Linked DNA regions of Mus musculus: region 2 is linked to region 1. Evidence: chromatin loops called from intact Hi-C (ENCODE). Cell type or tissue: left cerebral cortex. All regions are shown on one strand.

Region 1 (2,500 bases):
ACTATAAGCAGAGAGCAGCCATATTTAGATAATTGAGTGGTATTAATCACAGTGCGATATACAATGTTACTAAACTTCATAATAGCAAATGTTTCCCATCACACGGTTTAGGTAGACTGGCTAATTAATTACACCCATGGAATACGTTTTATATCACTGCATTGAATATTACGGTAGTTGACATAGCACATACCTCAGGAAGCACATATTAGGAATTCATAGATGCATATTTTACCCAATAGTAGTTCTTTTTTTTGTTTTTGTTTTTAATCCTGTTAGTACTTTCAAAATGACTGTTGGACAAGAAACTAACATTAGCCAGACTTGAATTGCCTTTATTCCCACTACTTTCCATCAGTTAGATCTCTTTTTAATTAGGACTTTGTGTAAGCTGGCATACACATATACACACACACACACACACTTTTTTGGCAGTTTGCTTACTGCTACATGACAGGCTGAATCTTCGTGTATCCCCCAAGGAACTTGTTACATAATCCAAAGCCAGGTTTTTAACTCAGGGGAATCTAGTTCAGTTGGAAGGACAGAAATTGAAAAGTGAGACGAAGCAATAAAATAGTTATAAGTCTGCCTCAAGAATCGTCCTGCAGGGAGGGTTGGGGGAGGATCTGGCTACCAAGAGATGGAGGAGCAATGTAGAAGATAGAATCTGAGAAAAGAAAGACACACACACACAAATGCCTTTCTTGCATGAGGGAGGAAAAATGGAGCAGCTTCAAGATCAGAGAGAAGAAACAGCAAAGCAATGCATTTGGAATGAGCATGCATGGACAAAGAAAGTTGCGGGTGTAGCTGTGACCTGATGAGCACAAAGTAGTTGTGTGACTCTGGTTTCTCTTGCAAGTTGGAGTCTGCAAAAACCATTGCAAACTCGTCTGCAAGAAGGTGGGTAGGCGGTATAGAAAGAGCTTGTGGGGGAACATTCAAGAGAAGGCAAGAGATAGAGCCGGGTTTGTGTGCATGTGCCGTGTGGGCATTGTGAAGAAAAGAGAAGAGAAGACAGGACAACTGGGAAGGCCTTAATTGCTCGCTGCCCAGTTCTGTAACCTGACCATAGCATCGTTTCCCCACCAGGCTTTTTAATGGGCCGTTGAGGCGAGTGTGTGGCTCTGTGCCCTGTCAGGAGTGATGGTATTGAGGCGGACAGCCCTGGGGCTCTGCTTCTCCCCCGCAGTTCATCATGTCTGAATTAAAACGGGAATTGTTTGGACAAGCCTGTTAAGTGAATGTTTTTCCAGCATTAGTAGCAGAGCTTAAGGAGCTCCCATTGGATGGAAACTGCATCTAAAGCACCTCAGGCTGTGCTGGGAGGGAAATTTATGTAATGGCATTCACAGAGCATCTTCCCTTTGCTTCTTTGGTTTCCTGCATTTGGATTGGTCCAAGGCATCTGCCCTAACCTCTCCCTGGCTTGAACTCACCCTGCATTCCTCTCCTAAATTGCCCACAGTGGGAAAGGCCTCTCTGGGCATCTAATCAGAAGGTTCTGAGTGAGCATATGTTTGTGTGTGTGTGTGTGTGTGTGTGTGTGTGTACACGTGTTTATGGTGAAAACAGAGAAGTCTAGTTATAGAGGCTTCCTATTAGCAATTGCTATAGGAAAGAATTTAAGAAGAATAATCAATTCTAGATTTAAAGTTGTGTAATTTTTTTTTTCCTAGTGTGTTTAGGAACTACAACTACCCACAGGAATCTCAACTTCTGGGATAGAGATTCCCAGTTATTCTGTCTCAGGTTTGTTTCCAGCTGAATGCATCAGCCAAAACAAAAAACAAAAAAAACAAAAAACAAAACAAAAACAAAAACAAAAAAAGCATAGAGACTTGGCAAAGCTTCCATTTCACAGGAAACAGAGTTGAGCTTTAAGTGGTTAATGTCCACAAACTGGGGAGGAAAAAAGGAAGCTCGAGAAGGAGGTGAGATGAAGTTTCTCAACTGAGGGGCGGCAAAGTGATGGCATTCTTTTCTGACCCCGAGCCAATCTTTGGGAGAACCTCTGCACAGCCCAGCAGTCAGGAGACCACATGCAGCTGGAGAGGAATCTGCTCCATCAGTACAGAAGGTAGGGCCAAGGAGGAGAGCAGTCATTGTCATGGCCAAGAGCATCTCTGGGTTCTGTCTGCCCCATTAACTCTGCAGAGCCGGGGCCCGCTGCCTCAGCCAGTGCAGGTGTGAACGCTCAAGTCATTGCTTGGAAAATTGGGCCCTGGAGGGAGGAGGTGCCAGCTGCTCCGTGATGGGCTCCAGTGCACTCCTCGTCCAGGCTATGCCCAGTATCTTTACCTGCTCCCATTTCCAGCAGTGTGCTCAGCACCCCACTGCCACCCCCCTCCTTCCAGTGCTTTGCAGTTTCCCATGTAATTTGCTTGTAATAAGCCTCATAAAGTTTCATCGCGCTTGCTAGGACTGCAGCCCAGACGGACAAGTTGGAATGAGCTTGTGTTTCTAGCATCGAAGCATTAGGGTTCATGTGCATCCC
Region 2 (2,500 bases), 68 kb before region 1:
AGTTAGAGATGAAGTGACACTGAACAATGCATTTAGAAGCTGCTTTTGCTACAAAGCACTTTGGCCCTTAGGTAATCAAAAGCATAATAAAGACCTGATACCATGTTTCTTTTGCCTGGGTCACCTGCCTACCTCTGTACATAGACATATTAGTCACTCAATGAATGTATATCTATTCTATCTTTTCCTCCTTTAAGGATGAAGGCACAGATAAATCATCTTCACAAAGTGTTGCCTCCCTGGATTCCAGAAATTATAAAACAGACCTCTCCCAACATAAGGCAATTATTCATAATGGTGAATCAAGCATTCTGGAGCAGAACTCATCATCTACTGGGACCTATGTCCTGACGACACTATGTAAGAAACAGCAGTCCACCATTGTGTCTTTCCATGAGATCAGAATTTATTGAACAGCCATGAATTCACAATGTATAATTGTTTTAGTAGCAAACATAGATTCTTTTATTCCAAACTTAATTACTAATTCTAGTATTAATATATCCATGGGCTTGATAATTTAAAATTTTATGTATATGGAGCTGCCAGCTCCTGAGAACTGAACCTGTATCCTCTGTAAGAGTAGCAAGAGCTCTAGACTACTAAGTCATCTTTTTTAGCCCCTTCATAAATATTTTAGATTCTTGACTGTAGGAGGGATAAGGCATAAGGCAAAACTTAGTCATTGAGAGTGAACGGATCTGAAATCAACTCTCATCAGGTAATTGGGCAAACTTCACAAGCCCTAGAAACATATACGTCTTGTTGAAGAATTAGGAGAATTTTGTTTCTGCAATTTTGTTACCTTGAAACATCATAAATGTGTGTGTGTGTGTGTGTGTGTGAGAGAGAGAGAGAGAGAGAGACAGAGAGAGAGACAGAGAGACAGAGAGACAGAGACAGACAGAGCCTTTGTGCTACTCATCTAACAGAAAATCTAAGTATATGCATGCTAATAATAGTAATACCTATGAAACTGAATGGATGATTTTATGATTTTGGTCATTATATATTTTTTCTGTACATTTCCAATTTCATATAATAACACTTTAATTTAAAATCTAGAGATAAGTGTTATCTATCTGTCCATTTATTGGTAGAATAATTGATTATTTTCCCTCAGATAATGGATGTTTCTGCTGGGGCAGGTCGTCTACCAAAGGGATGGTACTTTAACTAAGTTGACATAATTTAAAACACTTTGCCTTTTGGGGAATGATTTTTGCCTTGGGGAATGAGTGGATGATTTAACAGAATCCTGAAAAAAAAAATCATACCATGTCTTCCCTTCTCTGTGCACAGTGCCCTCTCCTTGCTAATCTCAGTTGTCTCCGGCTGCCTCTCACTGTTTCACAGGCTTGTCTCTCACTCCCTCAGGCTATTTTCAGCTCACCCCCTCCCACTGCCTGATCTAGTTTCATGTAAAGAACATGATTTCTAAGAGTCCTACTTCATCTTTTCTGGTTTCCCTGTAGACTGGCCTGAATGCATTGTCAGGGAATGATGTTGCGCCAACTGCAAGGAATGAAATAAGTTACGAAGAGGTCCAGGAAAAAATTAAAAGTCAACAAATTGCGTTGTCCCATCTGTAGGCCTCTGCTCCAGTGTGCAGGGACTAACTCTGATCTCTTGCATCCACACTGGGTCTAGAATAAAATGGTCATGGATTAGAAATTAAAGACCCATCTACTTAAACAGCATTAGGGAGCATTCTCTAAGTGGGTGGGGTGGGGTGTGCAGTTTTGTGACAAAGGGCAGTGATATCCACCTCAATAACTTAATGGCTAGAAACTTAGTAACTTAAACACTACCCCAAATAAAAGAGGCATCCAGAAAACAGATATTTTCATTATTTTTTTCCTACTTGAGCTTCCTACTTCCTGTCTTGCAGTTTATTTTCTTAACTAGAAAATTATAATGCTCCTGTCACAACATGGAGATGGCTTGCCTTCATCTCCACGGCTGTATCTAGGCTAAGTTCAGACACCAGCAGAGACAGAAATCAACGATTTTAACTACCAGGGAATGACAGCTGAGGGCTGCTTTCTTAGGAAAAGCTTTCTCAATTAAAAGGAACAAAATATAACAACCTGCTTATCTCCTACACCCCCCCCCACCCTGCACGATCTTAGTCATTTATTCTGACCCAGGTACTCCAATAGTTACCTTTTATGTTCAACCTTGTTTGAGCCTTAAGCAACCTGCTGAGATATTATCATCCCCATATCACATAGAAGAAAAATGAAACTCAGAGCATTTGTTCAAGGTCAAATTACTGGTAAGCTTTGGAAGCAAGACTTGAAGACTTGAAACGAAATGACATTTGGACTCTCATAGAGACCCCATAAGGAGTCACTTGCTTCAATTTTGCTGTGGTTCTCTGTCCCTGATGCAAGTAGAGATGCAATAAGAAATGGGGTTTGAAGACACTAATTACTCCTAAACATTGATATGCTTTAGTTATTAGCTTTGTTCTCTTTGAAAAGGATTTCCTTCTTTT

Evidence for each region. Peaks named below come from ENCODE experiments on the same cell type or tissue, not always from the same donor. Only the 100,000 strongest peaks of a DNase experiment are listed, where the experiment ranks them.
Region 2: a loop joins it to region 1, with 5 times the contacts of the local background. A loop is called at or near these places in 2 of 42 quality-filtered maps.

The regions. Positions count from the first base shown.
Region 1 is chr1:158,192,065-158,194,564 of GRCm38, forward strand. All of the region lies in intron 2 of Gm39686 (a long non-coding RNA gene), which reads left to right. Among named protein-coding and RNA genes, the nearest start is that of Gm39686, 46 kb to the left of the region's middle. In left cerebral cortex, a CTCF peak has its summit at 1,139; a DNase peak (open chromatin) is centred at 937; H3K27ac peaks cover 1,237 bases.
Region 2 is chr1:158,123,737-158,126,236 of GRCm38, forward strand. No RefSeq gene overlaps it. Among named protein-coding and RNA genes, the nearest start is that of Gm39686, 23 kb to the right of the region's middle. In left cerebral cortex, no CTCF peak of the experiment used is centred here; a DNase peak (open chromatin) is centred at 1,381; H3K27ac peaks cover 548 bases.